Regions from separate parts of the Mus musculus genome. Here region 1 is linked to region 2. A link is a contact called in ENCODE Hi-C or POLR2A ChIA-PET data. All regions are on one chromosome and are shown on one strand. Each heading gives the region's core, a stretch centred on a gene start or an enhancer-like site at or near the end of the contact. The rest is flanking DNA. Distances are from core to core; before and after follow the strand shown.

Region 1 (3,502 bases), core at 870-3,369, 57 kb before region 2:
AGTCCCTTTTGAAACCAAAAGTTGAATAAGTGTCCCGTTGTTCCTCCGGTCTTGCAAGGCCTTGCAAAGCTGATCACAGCCTTCCTCTCTTCCTGGAGCACCAGGAACCTGTTATAGTCTGCCTTTATTGTCTATAAAATGAAATCACCTATGAAGATTCCCCACCCTCTCTTCCCTGGTTGCTTGGCTTTTTCTTCTCAGACTGTCCCAGACCAGTGATAGATGCCCACCAACCCGGATCAGTGGTAGATGCCCACTAACAATCCCAGACCCTAGTAAGGGAGGGTAAGGGGGTGGGGGTGGGGGTTGGGGCTGGTGGCACTTGCCTTTAATCCCTGCATTCAGGAGGCAGACGAAAGCTTATTTCTCAGTTGTAGTCTAGAGATGCCATGCTCTGGCTCTTGAACTAAGAAGGTACCACTGGCAACTCTGGAAGCCCAGGAGGGAGGGAGGGAGGGAGGGAGGAAGGGAGGGAGGGAGGGAGGAAGGGAGGGAGGGAGGGAGGGAGGGAGGGAGGGAGGGAGGGAGGGAGGGTTGGTTCCTACTGAGCAAAATAAATGCTGGGTAGAAAAAGCCACAGTGTCCTGCTCCCCACCTTCTGCCCAGCACTTCAGCTGTAAGACAAGGCAATGCCCTTTGATTTAGCACTTCACTCTGGAAAGAGTACAATTCTGAGATGACAGCGAGATCATCATCCCTGTGTATTTCTGCCTGCTCCCAGTGACCCAAGTTGACCGTGATTGAGGTTATTTTGTAAAATATTTCCTTGAGGCACCGGGAATCAAGGCCATGCATCCTAGGCGAGCATTCTGCCACTGAGTCTCATGCTTCCACCGAGGAGCCACATCCCCAGTCCTTTTGTAAGAGAATTTGCCGATGTAGGTGGCCATGGTGGCACAGGAAATTAGGGAGGCTGAAGCAGGCAGGAGAATCACAATTAAGTCAACCTGAGAAACATAGTGTCTCCAGAGGAAAAGAATTTGCAACTGTGATTAAGGGCCCATATTGAGTCTGGCTACACAGCCCTGACTAACCAGAACTCACTGTGTAGACAGCTGGCTGGCCTCGAACTCATACAGACCTACCTGCCTTTGCATCATGGCAGTAAAATCATGTACCGCCATGGACTCTCACTCTGTGGGAGTATCCTTGATGGGCCTGACCCAATCGGATGAGCCCTGAAAAGGGACCAGAAGTTTCCTGGCAAAGCAGACACAGTGTGAAGCAATTCAATGCAGGGACATTCTCTGCTCCACCCTCTGTTTTATTGCTTTTAATTCTTAAAATTAATTTATTTATTCTATGTACAATGTTTTCCCTCATGCATGCCCATGCACCATGTGCATGCCTGATACCTGCAGAGTCCAGAAGAGGCAATCAGAACCCCTGGAATTGGAGTTATAGACAGCTCTGAGCCCTCCTGTAGGTAGATGGGAATAGAGCCTGGATCCTTTGGATCTAAAGTCCATACCTGCTGAGCGACACCTCCAGCCCTGACACTGGCTTTAAAGTTAGAGGAAGTAGGTGGCCAGAAATGTAGAAATCACACGTAGCCGTGGTCGACAGCTGAGAAGAAGCTGGGACATCTGTCCTGCAGCCACATGGAAGTGAGTTCTGACCAGGACCTGGGGGGGGATCTCACTTTAGAGGCTCCAGAGACTTCAGCTTGAACCTCAGCGTTCTGATGATCTGGGCAGAAACTCTAACTATGCAGCACCAAGTGTTTACCCATGGGTCTGTGCATCCGTAAAAGTAGTTTTGGGGGGCATTGTTTTAGGGTGCTCAGAGTGTGGTAATTGGTCACACAGCAGAAGGAAGCTGCATGAAGGAAGGTCACATAAGCATTCTGTAAGATTCTGAAAGCAGGTTTTGTCCCATCATTCTTACCTTACCCTCAACAGGACCTGGAACACCATCCTAGTAAAGTCAGGAAAATGGAGGGCAGGAACCTAACTCTTCAGTCCGCTACTCCCACCAGTGACTCCCTGCTCAAAACACTTCTACAGCGCTGTTCTGCTGGGTCTCCCATGAAGCCCTTGCTCCTCAGACCCAGGAGCAAGCTTGACCAATCTCTACCTCTGAAGCTTCTGAGACCTTTGCCCGCATCTATTGATCCTCACTCCTGGGCAGGCAGCGGGGCCATCGGCAGACGCCATGACGGCTCTGTTGTTCCTGGGGTCTCTGCTGATGAGTCTGGATCTGACACTTTCGGTGAGGACGGTGGACACTGGGATTGAGCCAGAGTGGCAGTGAGGGGTCCCTGTTCCGGATTTAGCCTCTGCCTGTCACCTGCTAGTTCAGGTGACTGAGAGACTTGTGGTGGGGGTGGGGGTTGGGGGAAGGCACAGCTAGCCCAGAAGATCCAAACAAAGGAGGTAGCAGCCCATGCTGGTGGATGTGAGGACACAGGCTACTTTTGTGGGGGAGTCAATGAGAAGAGAAAGGAAGGCTACACTTTGTGAGGAAATCCTGTACTTTGGCGAGGTGGCAGGAGGTTGAGGCCTATAGGATCAAGGGAAGTCTAACATTGTGGGCAATGTTCCTGCCTTCTCTCTCCTATAGGCTCCACCATGGAAAGACTCCAAGAAATTTAAGGACGCACCTGATGGGCCCACAGTGGGTAAGTGATCTGGCCTCTTTTCCTAATCTACTCTGTGGGGATGGCTGTGCTTTAGCCTGCGTGGTCTCAGGCCTCTGGAGCAAGGAGGGATCCTGAGCCAAGCTGTTCCGTTGACATTTAAACCTGGGTGCCTACAGATTCAGATGTGTGCCCGGAGTGCCAGGCTTGGGCTGTCCTGGATGCCTGTGTTAGAGCCTGGCAGGTACTCTGTAGTGTTGGAGATGATGTCATCTGATGATGTCATCACACCTGCACACCAACAAGTGCTCGCCAGTTTCCCCATCTTCCTCCCTTTCCTTTCAACACTCCTGGAGAATGTCAGACATAACCGGTAGAGTTCAGAGCTTCAGTGGGCGATGGGAGCCAGAACAGAGCTTTAGACTCACCCAAGATCACAGACACCCCAAGTTGTCTCCAAACCCTAACTTTCTCACTTGTGAGTTTACTCTCTGCTTCATTTTTCCCTGTCTGAAAAGTTAGACGGGTTGCTGAGGAGAAAGGGTTCCTCATTGTTGTAGATGCTGCTGCCAGGAAAATGCCCTAACATGTTAGCTCTTAGGCTAGGGCATAGCTCACTGGCAGAGCACTTGCCCAACATGCACGCACACACACCTGGGTTTGGTCTGCAGCACTGTGAGGGGAAAAAATTCCTTTTTTTTTTAATTTTAAAGAAAAAATTCTTTCTTAAGCTGGAGAGATAACTCAGAGGTTAAGAGCACTGGCTGCTCTTCCAGAGGTCCTGAGTTCAATTCCCAACAACCACATGGTGGCTCACAACCATCTATCTGTACTGGGATCTGATGCCTTTTTCTGGTCTGTCTGAAGACAGCAACACATATAGTAAATAATTAATTAATTAAAGAAAGAACAATTCTTTTTTAA
Region 2 (3,587 bases), core at 542-3,041:
GGACAGAAATAAACATATGGGACAATTGCCGAGAGGATCTAGGGCAGCTGTGGGCTTGGCAGGACTCAGCTTGTACTGTCCTCTTTATTCTGAATGACTTGGATAGAGAAGCCACCAGCTGACACAGGAAGGACAAGCTGGGTCTATCTCCAGCCCTCTCAGCTGGTGTGTGGTTCTGGGTTCTGTCCCAGAAGCATCAATCCAGCTATTCTTTGCGGGGAGGGCCTGGGCTATTTCTCCTTGGCCCTGTGGCCAAGTCACCTAGAGAGGAGCAAGCCAAGTGCCATGCCCACCCAGCGTGGGTGCAGGGGGATGGGCTCTCCACAGACTTTCTAAGTTGGGTTGGTGGTAGAGGAAGTAGGGTGGGGGCTGAGCCAACTTTTGGAATTGGTCTCCCTTCCACCCAAACAGCATGGGGCGTCAGCAAAGGGCTTCCCGACAAAACATGAGAACTAACCTTGGGAACTGGAAGGCAGAGGTGGGAACTGTTTAATGAGATAGAAGATTCTTAAAGAGGGGATGAAAGTACAGGGGTTATCAGGATAACCCTTCCGTAGCCTTTACAATGCTCAAGTGTCTCATATTCATTATGGCACTCAGCAAACAGGACATTGATCAGTTTCTATTTCATTTTACTGATGACGAAACAGGACAGGATCTTTCTTGGGAAAAGACAGCAGAGCTAGAACTGGATCCCAGGTCTCTCTCTCTGGATCCCAGGTTATTCTGGACCCACTGGCTTTATCCCATGGTTCTAGGCTGGGGCCTTAAGATAGAGGTTACCAGGACACTGTTTGGTCCCCCTGGAGTGATCCTGCTAGGTGAGCCAGGTCCCTAAGGAGAAAAGGGAGGCTCAACACAGCCTGTCCTATTTGGTGAATGAAAGAAGAGCCAGAAACTTGGAGACAACTCTAGTCAGGAGTTAAACAGCCTGGAGAAGGTCTAATGGGTTAGGGCTGCAACCAGGGCATCCTATACTAAGTTGCACGCACACACACACACACACACACACACACACATACACACACACACACCCTTCCTGGAAGCTAGGAATAGACCAGACAGAGCTGATCTTCCTGTCCTGCCCTTACTGACCCGTCCTGGGCTGCCCAAAGAACACTAGTTCTGGCAGGCTGCCTCTGGAGCAGGTTGATGCAGTGATCCAGCAAGGGCTGCTCTTAAAACCTTATCTTGGGCACTTAGAGCGTGAGATGAAGAGAGGAGGGCTGAGGGCCTGAGACATAGGGCTTGAGAAGTTTTAGAAGTGACCACTGGATCTCCAGGCTACTCTGTAATCAACTTCAGTAATCCCAGTAGCGGATGAGGGAGCAGCGAGTCCAACCTGCATGTGGAACCAGAGACCTAAGTCTGCTGTGTTCTGGACTAATCCCTGGGGTTGCACCAGACTCCTAGCAGGGCATCTGGAAGGGTCCTAGGGTGACAGCACCAGGTCCCAATGCCAGCAGCTGTCTGTACCCAACTTCTCCAGCCTGCTCCTCTGCAACCCTGCTGGGTGTGCCTCCTGGACTCCACCCTGGGTGTGCCCACCCCCCTCCCTGTGGCTCTGGCTCAGAGCCCACACTCACCATGCGCCCGTTGGGGACACCCAAGTGCTTGGGCTTCCCTGGCATACCGCCGTTGATCACAGGTCCCCTCCACGGGGGGCCACCCACCACAAGGATCGCGGAAGCACTCTCTTGGGGTGGCAAGCAGGCAGTGGAGAGAGAGAGCTCTGCTCCTCCGGGCCCTTACATCCTGAAACACCAGCTCACTACCTCTTTTCTCTGCCACAGGAAGTGTCTCTATAGAAACCAAACCACAGAAAGAAGCAAGGTCTAAGAGAGCGAATGTCTCTTCCTACTCTCATACACACACACACACACACACACACACACACACACACACACGTTCATGCACACACACATGCCGCCAACGCACCCTCGGTTGCACACCATGCAAGCACCAACAGCCAGCAGGAGCCTCCTTTTGCCCAGCGAGGTACCTGGAGTGTTCAATCTGAAGGCTCCAAGGATGTGTCAGCATGCTGAAGTGCATGCTCATACAACTAGACACTTGTGGAGCAGACAGTCTGGGGGGGGGTTCCATGGACATGGGGCATGTGTTCCGAGTCCTAGGCATCCACAAAAGTGCATTGTTCACTACTCATTTACCTTCTATGTCCCAGGCTTATGCATGCTTAGCAACCCTAGCTCAGGCAGTTTGCATGCGGAGACTGCTGCCCCTAGGCTGTCATCTGATAGCCAGGTGAGCAAAGAGGTAATCACATCACCTGTGTGACCATGCATGTGGGCATGCTGTGTCACGAGGGCACCTGAATCTTCAGGCATACACACTCGAATCTGGGCAGGGTAGCACATGTATGTAATGCCAGCCCTTGTGAGGCAGAGGCAGGAATAACAGTTTGAGGTCAGACTTAGTTACAGGAAACTCAATCTGGATCTATACTATGTCTGTATCTATATCTAAATGTAAACAAAATAAGATAGATAGTGTATAGTGCCTTGGATGGGTGCATATGATAGGCATGCCTATGTATAGTCAGACACCCCAGGGGCTGGGTATGCACACATGCACTGAAGGGTAGGAGAATGGATTGGGTATATCCATACCAAAGAGGTAAAGTAAGCCATACTCAGTAGAAAGCCCACCTCTGTGCAGAACTGTCTTAGCTCAGACTCCAAAAAGCAGGTGGAGCTCTTTGAGTGCAAGGCCAGCCTCATTTACATATCAGCCAGGACTACATAACGATACCTGGTCAACAAACAAACAAACAAAGGAAAACAAACCGGGCTGTAGAGATGGCTCAGTGGTTAAGAGCACTGGCTACTCTTCCAGAGTTCCATTCCTGGTCACCACATGGTAGTTCACAACTGCTCCTGACTTCAGTTCCAGAGGACCAGATGCCCTCTTCTGGCCTCTGAGGGTACCAGGTATGCAGATGGTATACAGACACCCAGGCAGGCAAAACGGTCATACACATAAAAATAGTTTTTAAATTATTAAGAAAAAAAAATGCCATGTGCTGGGTGGCCGGGACAACAGACGCTCAGTTCTCACCATTCCGGAGGTGGCACGTCCAGGCTCAAGCCCTGACACACTTGTGCTCTGACGAGTCATGGCTTGCAGACGGCCATCTTTTTGCTGTGCCCACGTGTCAGAAAGCAGAGAGATAGGGAGCATACTGTCTCCTGTCCTGTTTTATAAAGGACACTTGTCTCATCATATCCGGTCCCTCTCCTGCGTGATATACTTTCCGACCAAAGGCTCCACCTCCAACATTTCTGAATATTAATAAAATGAGTGGTTAGCCTTTCAATATGTGTAAAGGGAAGCATTCTTTGAAAAAGTTTGTTCCTGGGCTGGAGAGATGGCTAAGTGGTTAAGAGCACTGACTGCTCTTCCAGAGGTCCTGAGTTCAATTTCTAGCAACCACATGGTGGCTCACAACCATCAGTAATGGTGTCTGATGCCCTCTTCTGGTGTGTCTGAAGACAACAATGGTGATGCACTCATATGCATAAAATAAGTAAATCTGAAAGAAAGAAAGAAAGAAAGAAAGAAAGAAA

What was found. A loop is a pair of places that touch in the nucleus more often than their neighbours do. ChIA-PET counts read pairs that join two places held with the same protein, here RNA polymerase II (POLR2A).
Region 1: a loop to region 2 is called in a map of Patski, with 2.2 times the contacts of the local background. The contact joins the promoter of F12 here to the promoter of Rgs14 in region 2. A Hi-C loop is called at or near these places in 1 of 37 maps with a recorded cell type or tissue (Patski). POLR2A ChIA-PET finds 5 or more read pairs at or near these places in 1 of 5 experiments (Patski).

What each region holds. Positions count from the first base shown.
Region 1 is chr13:55,425,421-55,428,922 of GRCm38, reverse strand. It overlaps F12 (coagulation factor XII (Hageman factor)), which reads left to right and starts at 2,119. Exons shown (of 14, transcript NM_021489.3): 1 at 2,119-2,211; 2 at 2,563-2,620. The coding sequence starts at 2,155.
Region 2 is chr13:55,367,936-55,371,522 of GRCm38, reverse strand. It overlaps Rgs14 (regulator of G-protein signaling 14), which reads right to left and starts at 1,791. Exons shown (of 15, transcript NM_016758.3): 1 at 1,587-1,791. The coding sequence starts at 1,631.